Regions from separate parts of the Homo sapiens genome. Here region 2 is linked to region 1. A link is an interaction called in ENCODE POLR2A ChIA-PET data of the cell type or tissue named here. Cell type or tissue: OCI-LY7. All regions are shown on one strand. Each heading gives the region's core, and the rest is flanking DNA. Links, peaks and the distances in the headings are about the cores only.

The links. Peaks named below come from ENCODE experiments on the same cell type or tissue, not always from the same donor. Only the 100,000 strongest peaks of a DNase experiment are listed, where the experiment ranks them.
Region 2: POLR2A ChIA-PET joins it to region 1 with 5 read pairs; 5 of 35 experiments call an interaction of 5 or more read pairs at or near these places.

Annotation. Positions count from the first base shown.
Region 1 is chr1:117,651,858-117,657,233 of GRCh38, forward strand. No RefSeq gene overlaps it. Among named protein-coding and RNA genes, the nearest start is that of TENT5C, 48 kb to the left of the region's middle. RefSeq lists enhancers at 3,156-3,315, 4,134-4,203, 4,354-4,463, 4,824-4,963. In OCI-LY7, for the core only: no CTCF peak of the experiment used is centred there; DNase peaks (open chromatin) are centred at 744, 2,914 and 4,554; H3K4me3 peaks cover 3,560 bases; H3K27ac peaks cover 5,000 bases.
Region 2 is chr1:117,539,750-117,545,125 of GRCh38, forward strand. No RefSeq gene overlaps it. Among named protein-coding and RNA genes, the nearest start is that of TENT5C-DT, 63 kb to the right of the region's middle. In OCI-LY7, for the core only: no CTCF peak of the experiment used is centred there; no DNase peak of the experiment used is centred there.

The DNA.
Region 1 (5,376 bases), core at 69-5,068:
ATATTCTGAGAGTCAGGAATCAGAGCACAGCTTAGCTGGGTTCTCTGCTTCAGGGTCGCTTTCAAGGCTGCAGTCAAGGTGTTGGTCAAGGCTGGGCTCTCATCTGAGGCTCGACTGTGGAAGAATCCACTTCCAAGCTCACTGATGTGGTTGCTAGTGGAATTCACTTCTTTGCAGATTGTTAGACTGAGGGCCAACACTGTCTGTCAACTGGAGACCACTCTCAGTTCCTCGCACATGGAGCCCTCTGAAGTGGCACTTGCTTCATTGAAGGATGCAAGCCAAGAAGGCAATAGAGAGAGTCTTTCAGTAAGATTGAAATTATAATTCATGTAATATAATTACGGAAATGACATCCTACCACCTTTGCAGTGTTCTTTTGGTTAAAAGCAAGTCATAGGTCCTGCCCACAGTCAACAGAGAGACAGACAAAGGGACCTACATGCCAGGAGGCAGGGAGCATTGAGAGCCATCTTAGAATCTGTCCACCAGGTTAAGCAACCGTGAGTTGTGTGAATATGTGATGGGGCATGGCTGGCAGTGATGGGTCCCTTTGGGGAGGGAAGTGCCATATTGGTGAGAGAGAGGGGCAGGGAGACCTACCCAGGACAGATTTGTGCAAACCCACATGCTGGTCTCATTGGGTTAGGGAGAGCTGGCCTTCTCTTAGCCACCCCTGCACAGAGATGACATTCTTTCTCTGGAAGAAGGCCTGATGCCTCTGAGTTGGCTTCCTGTTATGACAGGCCATGATGAATGGGCATAGGCCCCTTCATCCTAGTTTCACCCCTGGGGCCCTGTATACCTTGCCAAGGAGGTTGATAGGACATGAATTAGGGTAGTAGCCATAGGGATGGGAAAGAAAGACTGAAAAAGGATTTAGAAAGTAATATTGGATGACATATGACAGATTAGATGTGGAAGAAATGATGTGTAGGGAGAGGCGTGGGAATACGTTTCTGCAGTGGGAAATTTGGTAGACGGTGATGTCATTAACCAAGAGAAGAAAACATGGATAGAAGGTCTGGGGTCTTTGGTCATGCTGATTTCCAGAAGAGGATGCAGATAATTACCAGTATAGTTTCAGAGCTCCAGACCAGGAGGCCGGCTAGGGATGGACAACTGGGAATCACAGTGAGGAGATGGTAACTGGAGCCTCCTCTGTGGTGTAAAGCACCCAAGCAAGCAAGAGTCAGCCAGGACAGATTCCTTGAGGAGCATCTATCCAGGAAGAATTAGCAAAGGTGGAAAAACCGGAGAAGGCTGAGGAGTGGACAGAGAGGCGGGTGGAGAACCAGGACAATGCAATGTCCTAGGAGCCAGGGGAGGAGCGGTTGGCAGCATCAAGTCCTGTACAGACAGGCGAATGGATGCCGCACATCACTGTGACTTTGTAGAGTCAGGTGCAGGGAGCAGAGGAGACAAAGCCCTATCCCAGGGGGCTGAAGAGTAAATGGGAGACAATTTAAAGAAAAGGGACTAAGGCTTAGCAGGCAAAAGTGTGAAATTGGAGTGCTGGCTCCACAGGTTGCCAGCTGAGCGGCATCTAGGCAGGCCCTGGCCTCTTGGAAGAAGAGGGCACACAGCACCCCTCCTAGGGCTGTTGTGAGGTGTAGTGAGGTTGTGCCTGCCTGTGACAGCACAGGAGGAACAGCACAGAGCTCATCTCTACTTCTGCTCCTGCTCCCGCCAGTGTCTTCTTGAAAAATGGTCTTTTAAAACTATTGCCCTCCCCAGCTTACATGTTCCCTCAGTGTGTGGGATAACATTCACATTCCCTGCACGAGTTGGCCTCTACTTATCTCCCCATCCTCACACCCTCGCTCCTGTCCTCCTTGAACATGTGAAGCTCTTTCAAACCTCGGAGCCCTTCCCTGCAGAGTTTCCCCTGCGTGGGCCTTTCTTCCGACTTAGTTGTTGTCAGTCACCCTTCTGGGAAGTGATGGCTTAAATGTCATTTCCTAAATAATTCCTCTGGCTCCTGACCTGAGTTAGGCTTCCTGGCATCTTCTCCAGCACCTGGCACAGTTCCAGATGCATAGCAGGAATGCAAACAAATGCTCGTCCATGAATAAAGGAGAATACCAGCAACTGGCTGTGTGACCTTGGGCAAGTCACTTCACCTCTCTGTGCTTTAGAGTTTCCTCCTCTGTAGTAGGAAGTAGGACTATGTATCTCTAAGATCTCTTTCGGCTCTGGCAATCTTTGGCTCTTTAATGCTAGTGTCTGTACAGGTTTCTCATAAGGCTTCACGGAATAATGCAAGTGAGAGCCTTGTTGAATTGAAGGGGGAGGGGGAGGAGGCTAGGGAGCTTGGCAGAGGCAGCGGAGTACCCACAACGAGGCCCACTCACCCACTCATTTCCTCAGCCACCCACGGGGCCTGCAGTCCCCACGTGTAGCCTGATAGGCAGGGACTAGGGGACAGCCAGAATCAAAACCACAGCCTCCCGTTTTTAGTGTGTGGGCTTCAATTCGATGAGCTAGGGAGGAGACTTCTGGAGAAAAAATACTCTGTAGGGTCACATACACCCAGACAGTGTGGACACCTGCTACACACACATACCAATATGTGCATTTACAACTAATTACATACAAAGGAAAGCACACACACACCCAGAGGTGCACAAGCACACGGTCAATGCCCTGCAGAGCCCACCTGCAGCTCCCTGAGCCCAGGACAGCTCTGTTACCCTCTGAGTCTCTGGGTCAATCTTTACCCTTGCCCTCTGGGTCTTCCCTCTCTCAACAAACCCTGAGGCTGGGCACTGAGGCCTAGGGGATTCAGTGATTTTACTGATAAGGCTGAAAACAGGCAGGAAGGGAGGGTAACTTACAGTGCTCTCCGGATGTTACAGTATTTGCATTTCCACAGTCTATGTGTCTGAAAAAAACTGGGTTTAGTCTAGAAACTTGGTGGTACGCAGGTGTAGCTTTCAAGAGAACTGGGAAACAATGCTGTATGGAGATGGTAACCACTTGTGAGCTGGGTCAGTTTCACTATTTACTATACAGGCTGGCCATGATCTCATTGAACTCTCAGAAGTGCCTTCTGCACAGATAATTTATAGATGATGAAACTGAGACTTGGACATGTAAAGTAATTTGCCCAAGGCATGCAATTTGTAATTGGCAGATCTGGGACTCAGGGAGTAGGCTTCTGATTCCAAAGACAAGTGCTCTTACCACCCCTACCAGCTCAGCCTCTTGCCTCTGGTGTGTGCCCCTGCCCCCTCCCGCCTCTGGGCTCCACATTCTGGCTGCTGACTCCCTCACACATGGCCTGGTGGAGCCCCTACCCATGCTGAGTGGGGCTGGGAAAATGGTGAATTTTCTAGAAAATTGTGAAAGCGCTGCCTACGAGAATGGCTGCCTGGGACACTCCAGCTGCAGGCCCTGGGGCAGTGCCCGTTTGGAAGGTGCAGAGTTTTCTGGAGATAAGCAAACATGAGTCAGGAGAAAGCGACAAACAGCTCACCCCTGCAGATTGGCTGCCAGGACGTGAGATGATCATGCAACGTCAAGCTAACAGCCTCAAATCTTTTTGAAATCGAGTGCCCAGTTGACAGTTAAATCAGTCCGGAGACACAACTTCTCTCCCTCTCAAAACATATACACACACGCGCACACGCGTGCACACACACACGCACACACACACACACTTGATGTGGATTGTGGGACCAGAGCATTCAGGACTTTACAGCTCTAAAGGACCTTCGAGCTCATTGAGCTCTTGACCACCTTAATGTCAAGAATCGCCCAAAGTACCCATTTAAAAGACAAATTCTAACCTCAGCCCATTCCAGGTCTCCAGAATTCTAAGGGAATCTCTAAAAATCTTCTCAAGAAGCTGGATGTTTTACCAGGTTCCTGAGAGATTCTCATCACATCAGAGTTTGTTCCTTCAGGGTTTTGGAACACTGAATCTAGACTAACCCCTTCATTTTATAAGCAACATTTTAGTGATCTACAACATTTGTGTGAGCTGCGCAAAGCCACACAGCAAGTTGGCAGCAGGGCAAACGTGGATTCCCAGCACCGGGCCTCTCTGTCACACCACTCTTCTGACCACATAGAAAAGGAAGGATGGAAGGAAATCAGAGTTACTGAGCGCCTGCCATGGGTTGGGGCATGCTGGACAATTCAGTAGTAAGAGCAAAGGGAACCCCCTGGGTGCCAAGTGCTGTGCAGGGCACTTTTCCTGCTTTTGGAATTTAATACTTATAGTAGCTCTTGGCTGGGAATGGTTACCCTCCTCACGTGCGAGATGAGGCAATGGGCACACAGGGGCTGGGCACTTCTCAGGACCCAGAGGCCCCAAGAGCTAGAGGCAGAATTTGAAGCTGGACCTCAGCTGGAACCTTGAGAGCCCAGGCTCTGAAGCACTGTGCTGCGTCAGCTCTCAGAGACGCACTTGATTCTGTTGCTGATTTCATCAAAAGCTCACAGAAACCTTGTGATGTAGGCGGCGTCTTGTAGAGTTGAAGAAGCCAAAGCCCGGGGTGACAACAAAACCTGCCCAAGATCACACAGCCAGCAAACCATGAAGGCAGATTCAGCCCGGGTCTATCTTGTGTCAAACCCACACACTCCTCACCACATGTGGCGGTTTCGGAAGCTCCTTCCTGGGGCTCCAACTACAGACTACCTCTTCTGACAGTCTCACCCCCGCTGTCCCAGCTCGAACCTTCACCCTCTTTGGGCAGTCTGCATCTGGGGGCCCCCTCACACCCAAGTGCTACTGTGTTTACACTTCTGTTTGTTCCTGAATTCTCTTCTGACCCTCAACTGCTTTGAAGTTCTACAGCCAGGCTCTGCACAGTTTTTGAAAAGCGGAAGACAGTAAATCTTGCAGGCTCTGGGGTCCAGACCATCTCTGTTGCGACCACTCAGCTCTGCCCTTGCAGTGTGTTTAGTTCAGCCATAGACAATTCGTGAATGCGTGAGCATGGTTCAGTACAGCTTTAGTTCATGAGCTGTTGTTTGCCCATTCCGATGTTCTAGAAGAATGCTGGGGATTTGAAATGCTGAAATTTTCGAATGCTGAAAATCCATTCGAGCAGATTTTTATTTGATTCTGCTCTTTATGGGACAGAAGACAAGTCTGTTTGGGAAGGCATGTGTTTGAAAAGAGCCTAAAGGTGTCTGACCATTGAGACCCTAGTGCCTAAAAATCTGGAAGAGACTGCCTAGTTCTCAGGGAATGTTCCTTCCTTCCTTTATTCATTCATAGACTAGTTTGGAACACCCGCCATGTGACAGGCATCGTGTTGAGCCTTGGTGAGACAGACAGGCAAGTCTTTGCAGAGCTTATAGCTCAGTTACTGCTGGGGCTGCCAATGTGATGACTAATAGCAAAGAGTGTAAAGAAGGACA
Region 2 (5,376 bases), core at 309-5,308, 110 kb before region 1:
CTTCAGGTGAGAAAGAGCAGCCAGCTGAGCCCTGTAGGGCCAAAGCATCACCCACCTCCTATTCCCAGTCAAGGCAGGCGGCATCACTGAGGAGACAGCCTGCTGAGGCTTTGGACTGTCAGTGTTCTTCAGGGCAAGGAGCAAAAACCAACTCTGGCTACTTACATAAAAGGTGTTTATGGAAGGATATATGGAGGTTCAGATAGTCTGCAGAAAGTCAGAGGCCTAGGCTTGAAGAATAGGCAGACAGCAGGGGTTTTAGAGGCCAGGCCACAGAAACCCCTGGACAGGGGCCACTTCCAGACAGCCCCATTGCTGGACCACCCCAGACCTGTTCTTAGTGTCCCCTTGCTTTACAGCCTCATGTAAGCTTTGAAGTTTGTGTTTAGGTGAACAGTGTCTGTTGCATATTCACTGTATGATCTTGGGCCACAACTATAACATCTCTTTCTGAGCCTCAATTTTTTCATCTGAAAAATGGGATAATTATACACCTATTACAGAGTGGTTATGAAGATTGAATAGGTTGTCCCACATGGCATCACTAGGCCCGACCAGCTGAGGCTCAGACCATCCTTCCTTCCGGAACAGTTTGTCCTGTTGGACTGGAGTCTGGGGCAGAGGAGTCTAGGACTTCACTCACAATCACCACTTGGCTCCAGCCTTACTCAACACCTTCCAGTCTACCACGACTTTTGTAAGTGGAGGGTAGTTGCCGCATGTCCTGTGAAGACTATATATCTCTCTACACCTCAGGCTCTTCTCATTCAGCTTAGCAATAACACCCTTATAGGTCAAGCCCTTCTAAAATGCCAGGCACTCTGCTAATCACACTGCAAACATCATCTCATGTATTTCTCATAACAAACTGAGGGAGGTAGTAGCATCACTCGCATTTTCAGGTGAGGAAACTGAGCCTCAGAGAGGCTAAGGGGCTTCCCCACGGTTATTCGAAACAAAAGCTTGCACTCCTAACCACTAGGCGATACCACCTCTAACAATGGCTGGTTGAGTCCGCCTGTGGGCCCAGCCCTCACCACTTCAGCTTAGAATACGAAGCCAACCATTCCTGAGAGCCAGTGCCCACTGGAAATGTTACAGGGATCCTTCACTCCCCTGCAGAGCTTGGGGGGCCTCTTCTTCCACAGCTTGGTATAAGGTTGTTGCCCAGGCTGGGTGAGTTTCGCTGGAGCTCTGGGCTGCCCCACAAGGGTCTGCAGCTGACTGGGACCTCAGAAGCCTGGCCAGGCCACCCTCCTGGCTCACAGTAAGCAGCACCAGAGGAGGAGGAAGTCATGGCCTTGAGGTTACCCTCTGCCTGGGGTAGGGGCAAGGGTGGGCTGCAGCTTCCAGGAGCTGTGCAGGACCAGCTTTTTTCGGCACTGTCCACAGCACAGTCCCTGAAGACGTCAGGACTGAGAAGAAAACTGGAGACTGCTGGAAGCCTCCCAAAGACATGTCAGGCAGGGATGTTCTCCTGAAAGGGCACCCGTGTGACGCAATCCGCAGTTCCCTCTGGGCATTCAGGGCCTCAGCACTCTTCAGACCAATACTGGGAAATGGCAACTCTGTTTGTGGAGAAAAGAAGGAAGCAGCTCTCACCTGGCTCCAGTAGAGATGGCACATTTTATTTTGCCCCTTTGATGAAATGTTTCCAAGAAACACAAAGTGAAACATGCTGAGGGTTTGGTATTTTTCCACTTGACAAACATCTGTGATTTCAAAGGCACATGGTGCTTCTCACATACTTTATTCCTTTCCTTCTTTCTTCACCCACATTCACTGTCAGCCTAGCTCAGGAAGAGGGTATTGAAGATCACCTGTGCATATGCAGCTCAAAGTGCATTTCTGGTGTTGTGGGGAGGCCCAAGGGAGACGGCCTGAAGAGGTGCAGCAGCCTCATTCACCCAGAGCCCATGGCTTATTGTTCACGGGCCAGCAAAGTATCTTGAAAAGTGACAGCAGGGAGCAGAATACTCCTTGGCCTCTCCAGGAGCCAGTGGATGCCGGAAGAGACCTTGGTTGATACGGTTCCTGATCTCCCAGCAACACTGGAAGAGCAAAGGCTGCAGAAAGCACAGCCACAGCCACTCAGCACACCTTAGCCACACAGTGATGCTTCCCAGAGCTTTCACTTTCTTGGACTTAAGAACTACAAAACTCCTCCTAAATGAAACTAGACATTTTTAATCATCTAGCTTGAGGGGGACCTAGAGATCGTTTCTGGGGGTACTTTGCAAATTCAAAAACTGCAAAGGGGGGAGGGGCTTTTAAAAAAGTCATGCAACATTTGTTTGTTTACAAATCACATTGGTAATCATTAGTGCTGAGTTACTGTAGGATTTACAATGATTCATTGTATTTAGTCCCTACCATCCAGAAGCTATCAATATATTGTCATTTCTACTTTGCTCTCAGGCTGCTTTGAAGCAGGAAAATTATCTAGAAAGAGCTTCATTCCATTTAGTCTTTTTGTCAATAATTTTAAAATCTGGTTTTTGTTGGTGAAAGTGACTCATTTAACAGTTAAGCTAAAGACATTTTTGGCTGGAGTGAGTGTAGCCATTATGGGTTTAATTCAATTTGACAAGCATTGATTGAGCATCTGTTCTATGGCAAGGACGAGGATAGGCACCAGAGGTGCAGAGGTGACTGAAAGATGGCACCTGTTCTCAAGAATATCACAGCAGTCTAAACGTACCCAAGCTGGAAGGTGGACTCTGTGCTATAGAACAGGCCTAATGTGCTGTGGGCAGAGAGAGTTGGAAATTAGGAAAGCTTCATGAAGAAGGTGGCATCAGAGAGTTAAAACACTGCCTGCAACCCCTTCTATCTATGGGTCCTATCTTTCTTTTTCTCTTCCAAATCTAGCCTGTTTATTAATTCATGTAATCATGTAATTCACACATTTGCCAAATAGTCATTAAGCCCATGATGTCCCAGGCACAGTTCTAGACATGGGAGACACACTGGTAAGACAATTTGTGTACTTTTAGTAGGGCAGGGATGGATGACGATAACCTACAAATGAATAAACAAATAGAATGTCAATTGTAATGGGTATTGCAAATAAAAGTAAAATAGTGTGAGGGGTGCAAACAGTGAGTGTGGATGGGGAAGGCATGTGTATCCTGTATTAAACATAGTGTTAAGGAAGGCTGTCTAAAATGGAGATACTTGTGCAGACACCTGAATGGAGGGACAGAGGGAGCCATGGGAGTTCTGGGCTGACAGTATTCTTGGCAGAGGGAAGGAGTGGCAAGCACAAAGACCCTGAGGCAAAAACACATGTGATGGCCCAGGATGGCAGGAGGACCACGATGAGCAGAAGGATGGGGAGAGCTAGGCTGGAAAGACAAGCAGGGGCCAGATCATGAAGGCCAAGGTAAGGAGTATGGATTTTTTTTTTTCTAAGGGTGGTAGGAAGCTACTAGAAGCTTTGAAGGGAGTCATATGATCTAATTTGTATTTTTGAAGATTATTATGGCTTTGGGGTTTAGAATAAACTTTAAGAGATCAAGAAGGGAAACAAAGAGAACTTGAGAAATATTTCCCATTTGAGAAATGAAAAACACAGTTGACATTTCTGATATAGGGAAAATAGAGGAGTAAATTTGGGGAAGGAGGACTTCATGGACTCAATGTTGGTCATAAGTGTAAAATGCTCACTAGCTATCTGAGTGGGGATTTTGAACAGGCAGTAGGATATTTGAGTCTGAAGTTCAGGAAGTAGTCAAGAATACCCATTCCACCCAGAAGGCAAATTAGATAAGGACTAACAATAGTTCTTTAATATTCAATACCCAGGAAGTTATTAGAACCTTTTTTTTTTTGCCATAGTAACATTCATAGAATGACAGAGAGGTAAAAGCCAAATTGTCGAGGTGAAGATAATGAGTATAGATTATTCTTTCAAAAGAATCAGATTTCAGCTTTGTTAATTCTATTTTTCTTTGCTTTCTACTTCATTAATTTCTACTGTTTATTATTTACCTCCTTCTATTGTCTTTAAGGTTTCTGTTCATTTTCTTAAGGTGGAGACTTACCTGATTAATTTCTTCTTTCCTAATACAAGTATTTAAGGCTTGTACAAATTTGTTTGAAAGGTTTCTTTCAAGTATTTGCTTCTAATGTTGAATTTGTTTCAAATATTTGGAAAAAAGGTCAAATATTACATATGCTGCTTTCAATAAGCTTTGATATGTAGTGATTTCACTATCACTTACTTCTAAGTATTTTTAAATTTTCGTGATGAATTCATCTTTGACCCTGCCTCCTGTCTTTATTTCAAAAAGGATGCAATTGCAAAGATGAGTTTACTGCAGAAAACCAACAAAAATGACAGATTTGAATAACAAACAAATGGAAATTCTAGGAATGAAAAATATAACCACCAAAATGAAAAACACAGTCAATAGATTAAACAAAAGATTAGACACATTGAAAGAGAATGTTTCCAGAGTGCAGGAAATAAATATAAGAATAAAGAAAAATGAAGGAGAAGTTAAGAGCAAAGATGTTAAAAAGTCAGAATTAAATTATTCTAAACAATACTCTGAGTTCAGGGCAGGAGCACTGGAGCTAAATCTTAGGAGAGGAATGAAGATATGGATTGACTGCAAGACTTTATGATAAACACGTACAGTCAACTTTGCAGTAACCACTAAAAGAATAAAAACAGCATGTAAACATTCCCAATCTGTAGAGAGAGAACACAATGAAGTGAAAGAAATAGCTTGGTAATTTTTATAAAAGGCAAGAATGAGGAAAGACAGGAATGATCAGGCTAAGGTGAAACAGTGATGTGCTGTTTATGTGAGGCATAACTAAGTGATAAGAATATGGAAAAGTTAAGTGTCCCATCCCACACAAATTGAGGGGTTCAACATAAAAGAGACATGATCAGACTTGTGCTGTAGGAAGGTGATACTGACTGCAACCACCTGTAACATGGGATGTGCACTGTAGGAGGACAAGATGGAGGCCTGGGCTTGGGAGCTTTGAGCTAGCTTGGGCCTGCTCTAAGGCTGTGGCAGTGGCAGTGGGGATAGGCTGGGTGGGCTGCGGAGATGAAAAGGCCGTTTCAGTTATGCTGAGATAAAGTTAAAATGACAGCCACTGGCCTCTGGTCTCAAACAGGGAAATCAAAACCTGGCCTGCATTGTGAACCCAACATCAAGGGTTTGGGAATTGTGTAAGTCTGACCTTTGTTCACTTCCAAGTGATGTCATCAGTTCACGGGGCCTCTGAGCCTCCTAATCCTGCCGTTGAGGCAGGTGGCTGTCAAGCTGTCATGTTGAAAACCTGCTTCTGGAGTTGTTGTTTGGGGCTCTGCTCCTTCAGAAAGTAGAGAGAAACTCACACGGTATCTGAAAA